Regions from separate parts of the Homo sapiens genome. Here region 1 is linked to region 2. A link is an interaction called in ENCODE POLR2A ChIA-PET data of the cell type or tissue named here. Cell type or tissue: endothelial cell of umbilical vein. All regions are shown on one strand. Each heading gives the region's core, and the rest is flanking DNA. Links, peaks and the distances in the headings are about the cores only.

Region 1 (13,255 bases), core at 5,690-8,189, 290 kb before region 2:
ATTCATTCATTTTGTGTTAGGGAATGGGGAATCCTTTATCAAAACTGCCGTAATACTGACATTAAGCTAGTTAAATAAAAGACATCTAATTATAAACTGGGAGGTGCTCTATGCTGAAAACAAACTCGAGGGAGGGGTGCCTGATGGACCTACTTCCATAGGCTGGCCAGGAAAAGCTGCCATGAGAAGGGGCCACATATGCAGACACCCAGAGGATGAAAAGGACTAGCATGGAAGAATGTAGGGAAGCTGGGGAGAGACAGCATTCCAAGGAGAGGGAACACGTGTGCAAAGGTCCTTAGGCAGCAAACACTTGGCATATCCCCGCAAGTGAAGGATGACCGTAGTGGCTGAGGGGAATGACTGAGGGGGAAAGTGGTAGAGGTGAGGTTGAAGAGCCGGGCAAAGGTAGACCATGCAGGGCCTTGTAGGCCACAGTTAGGCAGAACCTTACTGTAAGCGCCCTGGAACTGAGGTAACCTGTAGCTGAGAGAGTACTTACCAAATAACCATCTGCTCTGTCTCATACTCCTGCCTCCTTAGCAATTAGGCTGGGCGTCACGACTGGTTCTAGCCAGTGGATTTTTTTTTTTTTGAGACAGATTCTCGCTCTGTTGCCCAGGCTGGAGTGCAGTGGCGCGATCTCGGCTCACTGCAAGCTCCGCCTCCCGGGTTCAAGCAATTCTCCTGCCTCAGCCTCTTGAGTAGCTGGGACTACAGGCACCCGCCACCACGCCCAGCTAATTTTTTTTTATTTTTAGTAGAGACGGGGTATCACCATGTTAGCCAGGATGGTCTCGATCTCCTGACCTTGTGATCCGCCGGCCTCGGCCTCCCAAAGTGCTGGGATTACAGGCTTGAGCCACCGCGCCCGGCCTAGCCAGTGGATTTTAAGTGAAGATGCTATCTATCACTTCCTGGACGAAGCACTTAACAGCTAGTGAGCCTCTTCCAACCCTCTCTTCCCCAGCCACAGTGACTTTGGAAGCCACATGTTCTAGATGACTTAGCTGGCTACAAGAATGCAGGAGGCTGCATGACCCTTACTGGACTTCAGGTGAGTGGGAAATCAATATTTGTTGCGTTGAGGAACTAGATTTCAAGGTTTATCTGATACCGCAGCATAACCAAGCCTATCCTGGCTAATGCATCATCTGAGTATGTGTCCAAAACTTGCAACTGGAGGAGACTAGTTGTAAGAGCTAAGCATCTAGCAGGAGTTCAATAAAGGATGGTTCACTTCACCCTAGCTCTTACCCTTCCTCTCTGAAACACTGGGGACTGGCTTAGAGGCATTCCACACTCTGTTCATTCTAACACCACTCTCAAGAGACCAACAGTGATTAAAGCCTTGCTTTTTTCCAATGGAATAATGAATGCATGGAAGGAAAAGGTCAAGTGACCTGTCCTTAGCCACTCAGCAATTAACTTTAAGAAAACCTCTAGCTGGGCGTGGTGGTGGGCGCCAGTAGTCCCAGCTACTCGGGAGGCTGAGGCAGGATAATTGCTTGAGTCCACGAGGCAGAGGTTGCAGTGAGCCAAGCTCATGCCACTGCACTTCAGCCTGGACAACAGAGTGAGACTCTGTCTCACAAAAAAAAAAAAAAAAAGAAACAAAGAAAACCTCACCATCTCGTATGCTTTGAACCTTCCCAGTCTACAAGAAAAGTAGATAGGGCAATGTCTTTACCCATTTTCCAGATGGGGCAAGTGATGATGCAATCTAGTAACCTACCAAGAAGCGGGTAAGGTCAGGCAGACCTGAATTCCCATGTTGGCCTCATCACTATGGGCTATGTGGCCTTGGGAAATTACTTAATCTCTGAGCCTCAGTTTCCTCTTCTATAAAATAGGGATAATAAGAGTTGTGAGAAAAGATGCTTACCTGGCACATATCAGGTGCTAAACACAAGCTATTACTAGAACCCAGGTGCTCTGACCCCTGGCCTGTGGTTTTGGCCCAAAACAGTGTCGCCTCCAGTGGCAAGTCTGCAGTGGGCAGGGTCTGGATGTAGGCATGTTCTGTTGTGCCCTAGCAGCTGGAAAGGGGCGGAGGCAGGGCAGCCTTCCAAGAGAGCAGACACACAAGCCCTGTCTGGACCTGGCACAGCCCGGCCCCTTCCGGAGAGGAAGGGTTCATTCTCTTCTGTTTCATTTTACATAGCAGCCCCAAATTTTCCACTCAATGAGAGCCCAGCTCCAGGAAGGAAATGACTCTGGCCGAGATGCCAAACCCAAAGTTAGAAACTGTCAAGAGTTGCACAACCAAGAAGAAACTGCATGAAAATTGTGAAACTCAAGACTTCAGGTAGATAGTAGCAACAGATGGGAAGAGAAAACCTTGGTCACTTCCCAAATCCCTTCGGATTCCTGAAGTGTCTTCCTGTCCTACTCAGTTGACATCTGGAACCTCACAGGCCCAGCCCCCCAGTCCATATAGTGGCCAAAACAGGGGATACTCCCAGGTGGAAGCCCTCCAACGTCTTCCCTTCACTCTCCGGTGAAAGCAAACTCTTGGCGGTAGCCTGCATGGCACTGGGTGGCCTGACCCTGCCCTGTCCCCAGCCTCAGCCCACCCCCAGGCCTTTGTACATGCTGCTCCCCCCGGCTAGATATGTGTGTGTCGTCCTTCACTTCTTGGTCCACTATTCCTTACGGAGGAGGCTCAAGTTTCACTGCCTCAGAGAAACTTCCCCTGATGAGATCAAATCCTCTCATCTTGCACTCTCCTACCTGCCCTCCCCACCTGACCTACATTTATCCTTTGAGCACTCATACTGCAGTGGGTGACATGCATCTGTGTGTTAGCTTCTTATAATTCATCTCCCACTGGACTGTAAGCTCCATGAGGCCTGAGACCTTGGCTGTGTTTTCATGGTTGCATCCCCAGCATCTAGCGCACAGTAGGCACTCAGCAAATGTATTTTTAGGCCAGGCGCAGTGGCTCATGCCTATAATCCCAATATTTTGGGAGGCCAAGGCGGGTGGATCACTGAGGTCAGGGATTCAAGACCAGCCTGGCCAACACGGCAAAACCCTGTCTCTACTAAAAATACAAAAATTAGGCCAGGCACAGTGGTTCACACCCGTAATCCCAGCACTTTGGGAGGCCAAGGCAGGGGGATCACCTGAGGTCGGGAGTTTGAGACCAGCCTGACCAACATGGAGAAACCCTGTCTCTACTAAAAATACAAAATAAGCCGGGCGTGGTGGCGCATGCCTGTAATCCCAGCTACTCGGGAGGCTCAGGCAGGAGAATCGCTTGAACCCGGGAGGCAGAGGTTGTGGTGAGCCGAGATTGCGCTATTGCACTCCAGCCTGGGCAACAAGAGCGAAACTCCATTTCAAAAATAAATAAATACATAAATAAATAAATAAAATTACAAAAATTAGCCAGGCGTGGTAGTGCATGCCTGTAATCCCAGCTACTCAGAGGTTGAGGCACAAGGATCGCTTGAACCCGGGAGGCGGAGGTTGCAGTGAGCCGAGATCGAGCCATGGCACTCCAGCCCAGGTGACAGCGTGAGACTCCATCTCAAAAAGACAAAAAATGTATTTTTAGTTCCTTATTAACTCTCTTGTCCAGCTCCTGCATATCTAAATCCCTGTGGCAGGGCAGAGGGAGAATTTCACCTCACAGGCCAGTGCACCCAGTTTCCAGACTCCACCCTCAGAGCCAGAGCCATCTGCTCCCCACCATCTACAGGCTCAGCACCTAACCCAGCCTTTGGTGGCACTTAATCAGCTCTAGAGCTCAGCATTGATTATAGTGGATTCTCCTTTGCCTGGGAGCCACAGCTGGGATACTCACTTCTGCCTCAATTCCTGCTCTTAAGCCCCTAAGATGCCAGTATATAAGGTCTGGAGCCCGGCCCACAGTCCCCTCCTAAGCCTGGTCATCTGGAAAAATCCCTCTCTGGAGTAGGCCTCTCATCGTTAAGCCCCAGGGTGATGGCGGACCCTAGCCCCAGAAACAGACTCTTCTCACACTGGATGCTGGTCTGAACATACAAGTACTGCCTCTGACCCCCTAGGTTCTCCATCATGGGGCTTCCCTGAGATGCCCAGCACCCTCACCATGGTCACCATTTCCCCAGAGCAGTGACTCACAAAGTATATTGATCTCATGGGCATATCAGTATCAAATGAAAAGGAGTACCATGGTCAAATATGAATGGGAAACAATAGCCTAAATAAGTTTCTTTGCTGCAGGACGTATCAGAGCCTTCACAGTTGGTATGCATTGTAAATCTCCAAAGGCAGAGGCAGTGATAAAGTATGCGGGGTTTCCCGAGTTTAGTTATTCATGAACCCTTTTGTTTGCAGCAGGGTATCTTGCTGGACCAGTCTTCTGAGGCACATGGTGTGGGAAATGCTACTCTAGACCATGATCTGCTACTGCAGATGCCCTGTGCATGTAGTACTCTCCACATGACAATGAGGCAGCTTTCAATTAGGACACAAAGGCAGTATTCCGCCTTCCTGTCTGACCCAGAGGGTGAATCTTCATCCAAGACCCAGTTCTTTCCTGGAGGCTCAGAGGTCACAACATTCACAGAGGACTATTTTTCAACTAGTCTTTGCCAGAAGATGGGAAGTGAAAGTGGAGAGGAGAGGATAAAAAGGGCTTCATTTTACAAAATGGGGCATCGGGAGACATTGCCTATAGCTTATGGAAGAAATGTAAGTACATTTGTTAACACTGCAAAGCCAACCTATAGAGGGACTGAAAATAGTGATAACAGTTGGAGTCACCCTAATCTGAAAACCTGAAATCCAAAATGCTCCAACATCCAAAACTTCTTGAGCAACAACATGACACTCAAAAGAAATGCACTTCAGATACTGGATTTTCGAATTAGGGATGCTCAGCCACTAAGGATATAATGCAAAAATTCCAAAATCTGAAAAAAAAAAAAAAAGTTAGCTGGGCATGGTGGTTTGCACTTATAGTCCTAGCTACTTGGGAGGCTGAAGCAAGAGGACTGTTTGAGCACAAGAGTTCAAAACAGCAGTAAGCTAAGATTGTACCACTGCCCCACTGCATTCCAGCCTGGGCAACAAAGCGAGATTCTGTCTCTATTTAAAAAAAAAAAAAAAAAAAAAGGAAAGAAAGAAAACAAAGACCCAGCCTGTAGCTAACAATCCAAGTCAACAAGAATCCCCATCTTGGGGGATCTCAAGAGTCTGCCTCAGCAGCAGGGAAGACTGTGGTACTAACCTTTCTAATAATCTAATCTCTGCTCCACCTTTCTGAGTTCTACTACTGACCCTCAGAAGAGGTTCTCTGCCAAATACAGAGAGCTCAAAGGCAAAAGTCAAATTAAGAGTCCTGCCTTCCCATCCAACTTACTGTTTCAGGTGGCTTCAAGGGAAGCTCCAGGTAAGCACATTAAATTGGGGGGTGAGGAGGCGAGGCTAAGCGCAGAAGCCAGGAAATAACAGACCAAACACTTCAGGGCTGAGAATTAAGATGTGTCTAGGCTGGATCTTCGGCTGTGATTACCACAGCAGAACTGATTAGAAGCCAAGAGAGCAGAAGCTTCTAGTTTTTTGACAGAACTGTGTTGCCAAAGAAACCACAGCTGAATCTGATAAAAGCTGGAGATTATTTGACTCCTACAGCTCCACTCAAGTCCCCAAACCCACACCAGCAGGAGGTGGTTTGTGAAAGCCAAGGAGCCCTAAATAAAAGCACATTCTTTCCAGTTCCGTTTCAGATAAGGCCACAGAGAATAATGAACGTGGAAGCTCCACTTCCCAGAAATCACGGAGGACCAGGTATCAGAGCAGTGTTTTGTTGTTGTTGTTGTTGTTGTTGAGACGGAGTCTTGCTCTGTCACCCAGGCTGAAGTGCAGTGGCACAATCTTGGCTCATTGCAATCTCTGCCTCCCAACAATCTCTGCCTCCTGGTTCAAGAGATTCTCTTGCCTCAGCCTCCCGAGTAGCTGGGATTACACGTGCCCACCGCCACCTCTGGCTAATTTTTGTATTTCCATTTTTATTTATTTTTGAGACGGAGTGTAGTCTGTCGCCCAGGATGGAGTGCAGTGGCACAATCTCAGCTCACTGCAAACCTCCACCTCCCAGGTTCAAGCAATTCTCCTGCGTCAGCCTCCCAAGTAGCTGAGATCACAGGCCTGAGCCACCACGCCTGGCCTAATTTTTGTATTTTTAGTAGAGACGATGTTTCACCATGTTGGCCAGGCTGGTCTTGAACTCCTGACCTCAAGTGATCCACCCACCTCAGCCTCACAAAGTGTTGGGATTACAGGTGTGAGCCACCGCGCCCAGCCAGAGCAGTGGTTCTTTTTTTTTTTTTTTTTTTTTGAGACGGAGTTTCACTCTTGTTGCCCAGGCTGGAGTACAATGGTGCGATCTTGGCTCACCACAATCTCTGCTTCCCAGGTTCAAGCGATTCGCCTGCCTCAGCCTTCCTGAGTAGCTGGGATTACAGGCATGCACCACCACGCCCGGCTAATTTTGTGTTTTTAGTAGAGACAGGGTTTCTCCATGTTGGTCAGGCTGGTCCCGAACTCCCGACCTCAGGTGATCCGCCTGCCTGGGCCTCCCAAAGTGCTGGGATTACATGCATGAGCCACCGCGCCGGGCCGAGCAGTGGTTCTTAAACTTCAAGGTGCATCAGAATCATCTGGGGAACTTAAGCCAGACTGCTGGGCCTCACCACTAGAGTTTCCGAATCAGCAGATGAGGTGGGGCCCAATAATTTGCGTTTCTAACAAGTTCCCAGGTGATACTGATGCTTAGGATGCTTCGCGAATCACAGATCACTGAGAACCAAGGGCTGCCAGATGGGCCAAGCAAAGAACTTACTCCTTTACCTGGGAATGGAGTTTTGGCCCGGCGCAGGGGCTCACGCCTGTAATCCCAGCACTTTGGGAGGCCAAGGCGGGCGGATCACGAGGTCAGGAGATCACCCTGGCTAACACGGTGAAACCCCGTCTCTACTAAAAATAAAAAAAAATAAAAAAATAGCCGGGCATGGTGGCGGGCGCCTGTAGTCCCAGCTACTCGGGAGGCTGAGGCAAGAGAATGGCGTGAACCTGGGAGGCGGAGCTTGCAGTGAGCCGAGATCGCGCCACTGCACTCCAGCCTGGGCGACAGAGCAAGGCTCCGTCTCAAAAAAAAAAAAAAAAAAAAAAAACACACAAAAACTCCACAAAAAAACAGGGAAGGGAGTTTTACAATTGCTCCTCTGCCAGATTTGTTGACTGCTATAGACAAGTAACTACCTCGTGTTTCTCATCTCAAGTAGGAGTTTTTTATTGTGGCTTCCTGTTCAAATTCCACCATGGAATTTGGGTGTGCTGGGGGAAGGGGATGCAGACAGCTTCTCTTTGGTTGAGAGGCCCTGGGTCACTGGGGCCATTAGAGAAGGCTACACATCACCCACACATACCAGATTTGCCCTAAAGGAAGTGACTGATTAGGCCCCCAGGCCTATCTCCCTTGTGGAAAGCAGATGTTTTATGCAGGTCAAGACAGGTGTATACAGATATCTGGGTGGCCAAAATGGACCGTGGCAGAAACTGCTAATGGTCCCTCCAATACTGATTGCCTCCTTTTCTAGAGTACTAGAAGCTTTAGTTGCACATAAAACCTTGCAACCAAAGATTACATTTCCCAGCCTCCCTTGCAAGCAGGTGTGGTTCTGTGACCAGGTTTGGCCAATAGCTTATGAGGGAAAGTAGGTGAGCAACTTCCTGGTCATGTCCTTAAAAGAAGTGGAGTGTACCCACCTTTTTCCTCTTTTTCCCTTCTTGCTGTCTGCGATGTGCATGTAGGGGCACAGAGGGGCCATCTCAGATGTGAGAAGTCTTGTGTCCACACTGGCAGAACAGTAAAGAAGAAAGAGCCTGGGCCACAAAACCACGGAGCTGCCACTTGAGCCCGGGGCAGCCTGGCAGTCACAGGAGAGGGAAACGAACGCCTGTCTTTTCTCAGCCACTGTGGTCTGCGCTTGTTTTACAGTAGTGAACCTGGAAGGCTAATAGAGGAGCCCAAGACATGGATGGCTAAAAGAGGAAAAAGGGGCTGACTCTGGCCAGCAGATTTGCTAGGGCAAGGAATGGGTAGCTGCTTTCTGTTCTAAGCCTTCTGTACTGATTTATTCTAATTCTCTTATTTATTTATTTATTTATTTATTTTGAGACGGAGTCTCGCTCTGCCGCCAGGCTGGAGTGCAGTGGTGCCATCTTGGCTCACTGCAAGCTCCGCCTCCCGGGTTCCCACCACTCTCCTGCCTCAGCCTCCTGAGTAGCTGGGACTACAGGCACCCGCAACCACGCCAGGCTAATTTTTGTTTGTTTGTTTTAGTAGAGGCAGGGTTTCACTGTGTTAGCCAGGATGGTCTCGATCTCCTGACCTTGTGATCTGCCCGCCTCGGCCTCCCAAAGTGTTGGGATTACAGGCTTGAGCCACTGCGCCCGGCCCATTCTAATTCTTAGAGTATTCAGTGTTTGACAAATTAAATAACTACGGCCTTGGCAACTAAGGCTGAGGAAATATCAAGGAACAGAGACCCACAGAGCCAGCCCTCTACCCATTCAGACCAGGCAGCCACTGCAGTTCACATTTCAAGAGACTGTGCAGGGATATGGCCCCCAGTGGGCCCCTGTCGTACCACTGAGTTCAAGCATGGCCTTCAAAAGGCCACAGTCACATCCAGGCACATCCCCTGGAGAGGTAAGTCCCTCAGGAAGCCACTTCATGTCCAGGACTTCTGGTGTGTGGGGCTTTCAAGTACTGTTTTCTTCAAATTTATCATTAACACCCTTTAAGAGGTGGTGGGCATCCAGCCAGGCGCGGTGGCTCACGGCTGTAATCCTGGCACTTTGGAAGGCCGAGGTGGGCAGATCACTTGAGGCCAGGAGTTCAAGAATAGCCTGGCCAACATGGTGAAACCCCATCTCTATTAAAAATTCAAAAACTTAACCAGATGCAGCGGGGCACACCTATAATCCTAGCTACTTGGGAGGCTGAGGCAGGAGAACCACTTGAACTCCAGAAGCAGAGGTTGCAGTAAGCTGAGATCGCACTACTGCACTCCAGCCTCAGTGACAGAAAGAGACTCCGTCTCAAAAAAAAAAAAACAAATTAGTGGGCATCTGTTTGAACTACTATAGAGATAACAAAAAATTAAAATTAAAAAAATAAAGGGCCTGGCGCAGTGGCTCAGCCTGTAATCCCAGCACTTTGGGAGGCTGAGGCGGGCAGATCACCTGAGGTCAGGAGTTTGAGACTAGCCTAGCCAACATGGCGAAACCCCATCTCTACTAAAAATACAAGGCCGGGCGCAGTGGCTCACGCCTGTAATCCCAGCACTTTGGGAGGCCGAGGCGGGCGGATCACGTGGTCAGGAGATCGAGACCATCCTGGCTAACAGGTGAAACCCCGTCTCTAACTAAAATACAAAAAATTAGCCGGGCGTGGTGGCGGGCACCTGTAGTCCCACCTACTCGGGAGGCTGAGGCAGGAGAATGGCATGAACCTGGGAGGCGGAGCTTGCAGTGAGCCGAGATCGTGCCACCGCACTCCAGGCTGGGCGACAGAGTGAGACTCTGTCCCAAAAAAAAAAAAAGAAAAAAAGAAAATGATGTAGCTGGGCACAGTGGCTCACACCTGTAATCCCAGCACTTTGGGAGGCCAAGGCCGGTGGATCACCTCGGGTCAGGAGTTCGAGACCAGCCTGGCCAATATGGTGAAACCCCCGTCTCTACTGAAAATACAAAAATTAGCCAGGTGTGGTGGCAGGTGCCTGTAGTCCCAGCTACTTGGGAGGCTGAGGGAAGAGAATCGCTTGAACCTGGGAGGCAGAGGTTGCGGTGAGCCAAGATTGCGCCACTGCACTCCAGCCTGGGTGACAGAGCAAGACTCCATCTCAAAAAAAAAAAAAAAGAAAAGAAAAAGAAAAAAAAGAAAATGATGCTTACTCAGGAATAGGGCATTGGAATGAGAGTACACGTGCCATAGTAAACTAAGTGTGTATCCAGGGAGGTTTTTCAAAGGAAAAGTGAAGAGGATTACATAACTGTTTTGAGATAACTATCCTTGAATAACAAGAGTGATTCCAGTCTCCAGGGTCGGATAGGCATTTGCTGGGCAGATGTCCTCGCAGAAGTATTTTTTGTGTGTGGTTACAATGGTCTTTATGCAAGGTTGTGGTTTTTGTAGAGTCTTCCGTGACAGTTATTGTTGTTGGGCATTTATGCATGACAGTCCTCCCTTCATGGCCTTCCCTAGTTCTATTTGTCAGGGTTATTTATTTTTGAAATGGAGTCTCGCTCTGTCACCCAGGCTGGAGTGCAGTGTGCAATCTCCCCTCACTGCAACCTCCGCCTCCCAGGTTCAAGCAATTCTCCTGCCTCAGCCTCATGAGTAGCTGGGACTACAGGAGCCCAGCTAATTTTTTTGTATTTTTAGTAGAAACAGGGTTTCACCATGTTGGTCTGACTGGTTTCAAACTCCTGACCTCAGGTGATCTACCCGCCTCGGCCTCCCAAAGTGATGGGATTACACGCGTGAGCCACCATGCCCAGCCAAGGGTTATTTTTTTTTTTAACACAAAGTCACTCCATATTGATTCTGACAACTTTCGCAGGGGGAATGTAAGGAGAGGAACGGCAGCGGCTCAGGAGCACCGGGCAGGGAGGGGTTTCAGGTGGGTTCCAGGAATGGGGAGGCTGTGGCCTGGGCAGCTAGCTGACCCTCTCCACTCTGAGGAGGAAGGTGTGCTTAGGGAGGCAGCCAGCAGGGGTGGAGACAGAAGTCCAGGGGATGGGGAGGACCATGACTCAAGAGGAGCCACCACTATGCTGCTGGGGGCACACAGAGGAGTCAGGGTCCAGCCTGTGCAGAAGCAGGCCCAGCCACCGTCCTGTGCTGGAACATCACTCCCATTGGTAGCCAGATCGCCCCATTCCCGACCCCAGACAGGAGGGCCTGGAAAGTTGCTTGCCAGCTGAAGGGAGGAGATGTTCTCGCTGCCCCACTGGCCTCCCCGTGACTGGTGTGGTCTGCCCCACAATGCCCCCAAAAGCCCAGCCTGGGCTGTAGCTCTAGATCTCTCCACCTGCACGTCCACCACAGCATCCCCTGCTCTCCTGGTTTATCTCAGAGGGTGGTACTCTCTAGGCCCCCACCCTCAGGCCTTTGCTCCCAGTCCCCCCTCCTGGAAGCCCTCAATGACTCCAGAAGACCTGAGGGATAGGCAGGTGCTGAATCTGGTCTGATGGTCCAGCCAGGTGGTTCCCAGCTCAGGAACCCCAGACAGGACAGCTCCTCCCCAGGTGTCTGGGGCTCCCACCACTGGCTCCTCAGGGCCCTTGCACATGCTGGCCCCTCTCTCCTGAGCTCTTACCCAATGCGTCATGTGGCTGTCTTCTTCCTATTCCTCTAGGTTCACATCCTCACACTGGCCTTCCTTGACCCCCTGTCCTAGGAGGCTCCCCTATCTGGTCACTGTATCCTGCCTGCCCATTTCTGTACTAGTTTTCCTATGCATTAACTGTCTCCTCACAAGACTGTGTCCTCATGAGGGCGGAGGACCTGTCACATTGCCTGTGCTGTATTCCAGAACCTAGGGCAGAACCAGGCAGGTGCTCAGTTAAGTACATGCAGAAGACTGGCTCCCTGCCCTACGCTGAGGGGGTCTCTTTGGGGATGTGAGGAGGGGTGGGGGTAACCAGACCCCCCATCCCCACTGCCTTCTGCTGAGCACCAGCTGAACATCAGGCACTTATTCTCTTCGACTTCACAGCCACCCTTCAGGGTAGGGAGGTATTACCAGCTAAATATGTCCCCATCACACATGATCCTGTTCTCTCAGAGGAGGGTAATTTGTTAATACTAAATATCAATCAACACTTAAAATGCAAAAACCTTCAACCCAGACATTCCAATACTATAATAGAAAGCCATCCCATGGCTACACTTACATGTGTGCAAAACAGGCTCTATACATCTAAGTGTATCATGACACTATACAGAATAGAAAAATGGCTGGGCATGGTGGCTCACACCTGTAATCCCAGCACTTTGGGAGGCCAAGGTGGGCAGATCACCTGAGGTTGGAAGTTGGAGATCAGCCTGGTCAACATAGTGAAACCCTGTCTCTACTAAAACTACAAAAAGTTGACTGGGCACGGTGGCTCACACCTATAATCCCAGCACTTTGGAAGGCCAAGGCAGGTGGATCATTTGAGGTCAGGAGTTTGAGACCAGCTTGGCCAACACAGTGAAACCCCGTCTATACTAAAAATACAAAAATTAGCCGGGCATGGTGGTGGGTATCTGTGGTCCCAGCTACTCAGGAAGCTGAGGCAGGAGAATCACTTGAACCCAGGAGGCAGAGGCTGCAATGAGCCGAGATCTCACCACTGCACTCCAGCCTGGGCAACAGAGAGAGACTTCATATAAAAAAAAAAAAAATTAGCTGGATGTGGTAGTGGGCACCTGTAATCACAGCTACTTGGGAGGCTGAGGCAGGAGAATCTCTTGAACATGGGAGGTGGAGGTTGTGGTGAGCCAAGATCGTGCCACTGCTCTCCAGCCTGGGAGACAGAGTGAAACTTCATCTCAAAAAAAAAAAAAACAACTGAAAAATGCTAGAAGGAACATAAACACATCTCAATAGGGGCAAACAAATCATAGAGCATCTGTCAAAGGAATACAATGTAGCTATTAGAAAGAATGTGTCAATATGAAAAGTCCCCAAGGTCTTTGCTAGGTGAAAAAAAATTCACAATACATGATGTGCTACTAGCTGTATCAAAAGGGGGTTGCAGGCAGGGTGATGTGACTCATGCCTGCAATCCCAGCACTTTGGGAGGCCAAGGCAGGAGGATCACTTGAGACCAGGAGTTCAAGACCAGCCTGGATCTCTACAAAAAAATGAAAAATTAGTCAGGCATGGTGGCATGTGCCTATAGTCCCAATTACTCAGGAAGTTGAGGCAGGAGGACACTTGAGCCCAGGACATCAAGGCTGCAGTGAGCTTTGATCACACTATTGCTCTCCAGCCTGGGCAGCAGAGCACGACCCTGTCTCAAAAAAAAAGTTTTTAAAAAAGGAATTGCAGATATATAATACCCTTGCCCATGCAGAGAAAATTTCTAGTAAGACAAGCCAGAAATTTTTACCAATCATTACTTCTTGGGATGTAAAGTGGGGAAAAGAAGCAATATGAATCATTTTTGCTGCATGCTTTTTTGAATTTTTGTTATAGCTATTGGG
Region 2 (8,092 bases), core at 5,593-8,092:
GGATAATGATTTGGACAAGGTCAAAGTCTATAGTTCAGGGAGCTCCCCTTTTGCTAGGCCCTCGCAACTCAACTCTCTCTTTTTTTTTTTTTTTTTTGAGACAGAGTCTCACTGTGTCACCCAAGCTGGAGTGCAAATGGTGCAATCTCAGGTCACTGCAATCTCCACCTCCCAGGTTCAAACGATTCTCCCGCCTCAGCCTCCCGAGTAGCTGGGATTACAGGTGCACGCCACCACACCAGACTAATTTTTGTATTTTTAGTAGAGACGGGTTTCACCATGTTGGCCAGGCTGGTCCTGGACTCCTGACCTAAGGTGATCTGAGCCCAGCTTGGCCTCCCAAAGTGCTGGGATTACAGGCATGAACCACAGCACCTGGCTTTTTTTTTTTTTTTTTTTTTTTGAGATAGTCTTGCTCTGTTGCCCAGGCTGGAGTGCAGTGGTGTGTTCTTGGCTCACTGCAACCTCCGCCTCCTAGGTTCAAGTGATTCTTGTGCCTTAGCCTCCTGAGTAGCTGGGATTACAGCTGTGCACCACTATGCCTGGCTAATTTTTGTATTTTTAGTAGAGACAGGGTTTTGCCACATTGGCCAGGCTGGTCTTGAACTCTTGGCCTCAAGTGATCCACCTGCTTCAACCTTCCAAAGTGCTAGGATTATGGGCATGAGCCACTGTGCCCGGTACCAATTCTCTATCATCCTATGGTCTTCCCTCACACAGCCTCATCTTCCTCTGCTCTTGGAACCCAAAAGGGGCTGCCTGACACAGACCCTAACACAGTATGCCTTTTGGCCTTGAAGTCCATCTCTGCAAACAAAACAGTAAGATCTGAAAGGAGGAAAGGGTGGTCTGGCCATACTAAGAATAGGTTAGAGAGCCTTCCCCCAAATTCTACCTAACTCACAGTGGTTTAGAGCTATATAAATATGAGGTTTCTTTCTTTTCTTTTTTTTTTTTTGAGACAGAGTCTCACTCTATCACCCAAGCTGGAGGACAATGGCGCAATCACCACTTACTGCAGCCTCAACCTCCTGGACTCAAGTGAATCCTCCCTTCACAGGCACACACCATTTTGCCTGGCTACATATAGGGTCTGGCTATGGTGCTCAAGCTGGTCTCAAACTCCTGGCCTCTAGCAGTTATCCTGCCTCAGCTTCCCAAGGTGCTAGGATTACAGGTGTGAGCCACTGTGTCTGGCCAATAATGAGTTTTCTTTTTTTTTTTTTGAGACGGAGTCTTGCTCTGTTGCCCAGGCTGGAGTGCAGTGGTGCGATCTCGGCTCACTGCAAGCTCCGCCTCCCAGGTTCACGCCATTCTCTTGCCTCAGCCTCCCGAGCAGCTGGGACTACAGGCACCCGCCACCTCACCCGGCTAATTTTTTGCGTTTTTAGTAGAGAGGGGGTTTCACCGTGTTAGCCAGGATGGTCTCAATCTGCTGACCTTGTGATCCGCCCACCTCGGCCTCCCAAAGTGCTGGGATTACAGGCGTGAGCCACTGCGCCCGGCCCAAATAATGAGTTTTCTAATGCTGGAGGCATGAAGTGAGAAACTTGGTTCTATTCCAAAACAATCCTTCTTCTTTACCCTTATCTTCTGATCTCTCACAGAGAAAATATTGGTTAATTGCTTCTGGTTAAGGTATGGGAGGAGAAGCAGAAAAGAAATGGAGATAAGAAGGAAGAGAGGAAGGGAAAAAAAGGAAGGAAGGAAAGAAGGGAGGGAGGGAAGAAAGGAGGGAGGGAGAGAAGGCAGCAGGGAGGGAAGGAGGAAGGGAGGAAAGAAGGGAGGGAGGGAGGAAGGGACGGAGGAAGAGAGGAAGGGAGGGAAGGAGGATGGGAGGAGAGAAGAGAGGGAAAGAGGGAAGAAAGGGAAGAAAAACAGCATTCCAGGACCCGCTGGAAAAGTAAAAGGAATAAAGGTGAGGAAGAAAGGGGGAAAAAGAAAAGGACGTGTGCATTTTATTTATTGTCTTGCTGGTTTACTTATTTATTGTAGAGACTGTTCCAAAAAGTATTTAAGGTAAGAAGCACAGGGGTGAATTCTGGCACAACCTAAGGAAGGGGAGGGATGGGATCAACATTTGCTGAAATCCTACTATCAGGCTCTGAGTCATGCATTTTGCCCAGTTTATTTTATTTGTACTACAACCCTTGAGTTCACAGTCTTATTACCCCATTTTACAGACTGCAAAACACTCAGGAAGATTAGGTAAAGTCCAAGCACACACACCTAAGAGCTGAAGTCAGCCCCTCACTTGCTGATCTCTCTCCTACGCTTACGCTCTGAGTTCCTCCCCACCCTTGCCCTCACCCCACATTGCCCCCTCCTATTTGGTGCCTGGCCAGCTCAGGCAGCTTGCGTCACAGTAAAGTAAAGCCAGAATGAGTTTTAGGTCTGAGTGAGATTGGAAAAGCCATTCCTCTGACCCTCCCCACCTGCTCCCGTCTCTCCAGGCATCCTACCTGCAAGAGGACACTGTGAGGGGCAAAAAATGTCCCTTCCAGAGCTGGCAGGAAGCCTGTGAGTGCTGCTGACATGCACCTTGTGCACACACATCCCCTTTCTCTGTCTCATACACACACATGCACACACACACAATCACACTTCACACCTGAGCTGGGGGAAGCCCCCAGAAGGCATGCAGGTACTCTCCCTGGAGTCAGAGGGGGAAAAGGGCTGCCAAGTCTACCAGTCCGCTTGCCAATAGATCAGAGCGCTAAACACCGCAGCACTGTGAGAACTTCAGAAATATGAGGCCTAGGAGATGGTGTCCTAAGAGGATGGGCCAGAAGACCTGGGTTCCCCTCCCTGCCAATTTTTCCTCTCTGAGCCTCGCTTTTCTCCTCTGGAGACTCACCGCTATGTCTTCCTGGCCTTTTCTGCCAGAACACACTACTTGGGGAGATCAGAGGGTTTCTGGACCCTGTAGTTCACAGAAGTTACTAAACTTAGCAGTGTGATACAATTGGCAGGGTTAACAATGTAAAGAAAGAAATGAAAGTGTTGGAAAGAAAGGAAAGTAGATCTTATAATAATGTTACCAGTGGTTAGACTTGTAGGAGAGTTGGGATTGTTTGGCAAGTGTCAACAAGGGAGGAGTAACTGTGGCTGGAATAGGAGGTGGCCAATTGGAGTAAAGCAACAAAGGTGTGTTGTAGGGCTTCAGCACAGAGGCCCTGTCTTCTTGGCAGGTGGCTAAGGCCTGTCTCATCTGTGGTTTGTGTCAAAATGAGCTGACCAAGACTTCATGATTAATGATTAATAGCCTTTACTTGGGAACAAAGCCAGGAGCTCAGGAAGTCCTGGCAGGCCCCTGCACATGCTTAGAGTGCACTGTAGGGACCTTGGGCAGCCATTTTTCTTGTCACCGCCTTATCTGTGCATGAACTCTGGTCAGACCATGGAACAGTAGCTCCAGGTTCTTCCTGTAATGGCCAATTCCTAACGTCTACTGGGGCAACTCTGCTCACTGATAGGGAACCCTGGGCAGGAAGGCCCACCAATTAGATCAATGTACACCAACAGTGGGCGAGTATCCCTTCTTTACATCTGCTCTTCCAGAAGGATCAACCTCCAGAATTCTGAGGCAAGAAATTATTGCTGAGAGGTAGAGACTCCCAATCTCAGCGAGGAAGCCAACACTGCTCAACAAGGGAAGGCATTCTGTTACTTATTAAACCCCTACTATGTAGCCTGTCCATACATATTATCTAAGCCTCCCAACAATCCTGGGGGTAGCTAAAATGATGCCCATGTGTCAGATCAAGAACAGAGGCTCAGGTATCTTGCACAAGGCAAAAGTTAGTAAAATGCCTGGCTGGAATTCCCACCTATGTCTGTCTAATGTAAGAAACTGTTGGCTGGGCATGGTGGCTCATGCCTGTAATCCTAGCACTTTGGGAGGCCGAGGTGGGTAGATCACTTGAGGTCAGGAGTTCGAGACCTGGCCAACATGGTGAAACCCTGTCTCTACAAAAATACAAAAATTAACCGGGTGTGAGCAAAGGTTGCAGTGAGCTGAGATTGCACCACTGCACTGCAGCCTAGGCGACAGAGTGAGTCTCAAAAACAAAACAAAACAAAACAAAACAAAAAACACTGTTCATTCCATTATACCACATTGCCTTTCTCATGGCCTGGATTATCTCTAATAGTCCCTTCAACTCCTACATTCTCTCCTCCTGTAAAGATCAGGAAATAACCATCTTTCATATTTATATAATGATACATAGTTCATAAAGCAGTTTCACAATATTTCAACTTTTTTTTTTTTTGAGACAGAGTCTCATTGTGTCACTCAGGCTGGAGTGCAGTGGCGCGATCTCGGCTCACCACAACCTTAGCCTCCTGGGTTCAAGCGATTCTCCTGCCCCAGCCTCCCAAGTTTAGTACCTTCTGTGAACACACTGCTAAGTTTAGTACCTTCTGTGAACTACAGGGTCCAGAAACCCTCTGATCTCCCCAAGTAGTGTGTTCTGGCAGAAGAGGCCAGGAAGACATAGCGGTGAGTCTCCAGAGGAGAAAAGCGAGGCTCAGAGAGGAATAATTGGCAGGGAGGGGAACCCAGGTCTTCTGGCCCATCCTCTTAGGACACCATCCCAAGTAGCTGGAAGTACAGGCACCCACCACCATGCCCATTTGTATTTTTAGTGGAGACGGGGTTTCACCATGTTGGCTAGACTGGTCTCAAACTCCTGACCTCAGGTGATTCGCCTGCCTCGGCCTCCCAAAGTGCTGAGATTACAGGTATGAGCCACTGCGCCCAGCCACATTATTTGATCTTTAGAACAATCTGTGAAATAGGGAGGGTTGATTTTAGTCCTATAATTGGTAGGTGCATTGGTACTTGAACATATCTTCTGATTCAAATAATGTTCTTTCTACTAAATCAAGATTCAACAAGGGAATCTTGTTTGCTTCTGGAACACTACAACCATGAGGCAGGAAAAGGTGATAGGAAAGGTCCACAAAAGCAAAATTCCGACAACCTAACAAGCAGAAAACTAACATAAACCAAATGGTTTTGGTTTGTTTACATTGTTGACAATAATTTTCATAATGGGTCTTTGATAGTACTCTAAGTCCATAAAGTGCCATTCCAATAACCAAAGAAATTTCAAACTATTTGCATCCCAATTCTTTAAAAACGAGCAATCTGTGTCTGGTGCACATACTAACTCCATTATCCATACATTTCCATCTACTACTGCTCTCCAAATTTTCTCTCTACTTCAGTTTGGTTCTATCCTCTGTGAAATACACCCCGACTTTAGTTTACAATAATCCTGTCAATAATTCCATGTGAGGCTGGGCACAGTAACTCACATCTGTAATCCCAGCACTTTGGGAGGCCAAAGCAGGATGATCATCTGAGGTCAGGAGTTCAAGACCAGTCTGGCCAACATAGTGAGACCCTGTCTCTATTAAGAATACAAAAATTAGCCAGGCATAGTGTCACATGCCTGTAATCCCAGCTACTCAGGAGGCTGAGTCAGGAGAATCGCTTGAACCTGGGAGGGAAAGCTGCAATGAGCCCAGATCGAGCCACTGCACTTCAGCCTAGGGAACAGGGCAAGACTCTGTTTAAAAAAAAAAAAAATTAGGCCGGGCGCGGCGGCAGGCGCCTGTAATCCCAGCTACTAGGGAGGCTGAGGCAAGAGAATCGCTTGAACCCGGGAGGCGGAGGTTGTAGTGAGCCAAGATCATGCCACTGCACTCCAGCCTGGGCGACAGAGTAAGACCTTGTCTCAAAAAAAATAAAAATAAAAAAAATAAATAAAAAGAATTGCATGTTTTTCACACCTCCTGTGCAGCACCTAAAAGCAGTAAAATAAGAACTCAGAGAAGGAATTCATGTTCCTTGAATTGAAGGAACCAGAAAGCTCAAGAATTGCCATATTAACTGGGCCTTAAAGGATAATTAATAAAGCAGTATAAAAATAGAAAAGGGAAATTTTTAAGCAAAGGAAACTGGGAAACCACGAAACCTACATGGGGATCCATAAGAGGTTTAGTTGACTAAGACAGCATGAGACTAGGGGTATTGGGAGATAATGCAGGACTGGTGGATTGGGACCACTTTGGAAACCTCAGAGCTTAAGGCATTTAAGTTGCAACAAAGATCATAGTAGGGACTTAATGATCATGGAACAGATAATCCAGAGCTGTACTCTTGGTATATACTCACTTGAACAAAGGGATGCAGGAAGAGGAATGGGTATGAGGCAGAAACACAAAGGTCTGTTTGGGACATACTTATTTTGAGATGATAATTAGGACATCTAGAGGAAGAGGTTTTAGAGTTGTAAGTACTGCCAGCCAGGCGCGATGGCTCACACCTGTAACACAAGCACTTTGAGAGGCTGAGGCAGGAGAATCACTTGAGCCTGGTAGGTAGAGGCGAGCCAAGATGGCGCTACTGCATTCCAGCCTGGGTGAGGGAAATGAAACACTGCCTTTAAAAAAAAAAAAAAAAAAAAAAAAAAAGGCCAGGCACGGTGGCTTACGCCTGTAATCCCAGCACTTTGGGAGGTTGAGGAGGGCGGATCATGAGGTCAGGAGATCGAGAGCATCCTAGCTAACACGATGAAACCCCGTCTCTACTAAAAATACAAAAATTAGCCGGGCGTGGTGGTGGGCACCTGTAGTCCCAGCTACTTGGGAGGTTGAGGCAGAATGGTGTGAACCCGGGAGGCAGAGCTTGCAGTGAGCCGAGATCGTGCCACTGCACTCCAGCCTGGGCGACAGAGCAAGACTCCGTCTCAATTAAAAAAAAAAAAAAAAAAAAAGTGACTCAGTAATGACTAACTACATACACAATGTTTCTAGAACAAAATAATGACTACATCTCTGGAGAGGGCAGAGCTCTGCAGTTACAGATCTGGGCATCATCCAGAGACAATAAAATCAAGTGCAAAGAGACACATTATCTTTCATGCAATAAATACTGCCAGAATTTTAGGTGTGAAAGGGCCTTTAGTTTAATCACAGATCTCTTCCTTCCTGTTTTTAATGTACTTGCTCCACATCATTAGATATTATGTTCACTGTTTCACATGAATAACAAGTTTCTACTGAATTGTAAATCCCTATAAACCGAGGTACTTTAAAATTCTTTTGGATGCCATTATACAGTAGTAGACTCATAACTGATACCCAGTTAACACTGAAAGATAAATGTGAATATCCAACTAAAAGAAGAGCCCATAACCTAAGGTAGATAAATGAGAATGGACTATTTCATAGATGGAGAGATTAAATGTCTGGCCCATAGTTCTTACCAATCAGCTGTAGGTTACAACTATGACTTAGGTTCCCCATACCCAGTCTACTTCTCTATGGCCACTGCTAGGTTTCTCAAGGAGCTTCTACCCATCATCTCCTAGTGTCTAAGGCCACACCTTTCAAGCAACACACCTTTCACACTCTATCAAGCCCCAAACACAAGGCACAGTGTGGGCAGGGCCATCTTTATTGAGGTTTTTAATTAAAATGCTTTGCAGAGGAGACCACAGCCTGCCAAGGGAGCAGCTGCCCAAATGTTTCCTGACCCGTGACCTAGAGATGAAGTAATTTGATTTATTCCCTATTTCCTTTAGTCTCAATGGCTAAGGGGTAATGGATGGAAATGGGGAGAATGACCGAGTAGAGGCAAGGACGAAGCTCATTCTTAAAGAAAAACCTCAAAGTTCAACTTCAAACAGCTGAAATTTGTTTCATAGCTGTTGGTCACCCAGTTCTAGCCAACCAGGAATAAATTATAGTTTTGCCACCTCAGCAGATGGCAAAAGGAGCTTTCCAGAACTTTGGCCTGGTCTGCACCAGGTACCAACATCACAGCTGCTAAAATCACCAGAAGGGATTTTGGAACCGCTGTACTAGTGTCCTTTCATTCGATGGGATGTCCAGGCTTCACCCCAAAGAGGCTTCATTTATGCTTCTTCTCCTGTGTGCTGGTGAACCAAGAGTCTAGGAGCTTCTTGCTGTAGTACAACTGCCAGGCATGCACTTGCACTGCCAACACCAACACCAGGTACATGATGGAAACGGCAGAAAAACCAAAGAGGAAACGGTAGGCCTTGCCATGGCGGTA

What was found. ChIA-PET counts read pairs that join two places held together with the same protein. Peaks named below come from ENCODE experiments on the same cell type or tissue, not always from the same donor. Only the 100,000 strongest peaks of a DNase experiment are listed, where the experiment ranks them.
Region 1: POLR2A ChIA-PET joins it to region 2 with 7 read pairs; 4 of 35 experiments call an interaction of 5 or more read pairs at or near these places.

Annotation. Positions count from the first base shown.
Region 1 is chr3:10,178,635-10,191,889 of GRCh38, reverse strand. All of the region lies in intron 2 of IRAK2 (interleukin 1 receptor associated kinase 2), which reads right to left. Among named protein-coding and RNA genes, the nearest start is that of IRAK2, 20 kb to the right of the region's middle. RefSeq lists enhancers at 2,208-2,287, 5,543-6,043, 6,044-6,544. In endothelial cell of umbilical vein, for the core only: no CTCF peak of the experiment used is centred there; no DNase peak of the experiment used is centred there.
Region 2 is chr3:9,893,213-9,901,304 of GRCh38, reverse strand. JAGN1 (jagunal vesicle mediated transporter 1) reads right to left here. Exons shown (of 2, transcript NM_032492.4): 2 at 6,956-8,092. The coding sequence ends at 7,928. Among named protein-coding and RNA genes, the nearest start is that of IL17RE, 5.6 kb to the left of the region's middle. RefSeq lists an enhancer at 3,106-3,400 and a silencer at 3,106-3,400. In endothelial cell of umbilical vein, for the core only: no CTCF peak of the experiment used is centred there; a DNase peak (open chromatin) is centred at 6,894; H3K27ac peaks cover 631 bases.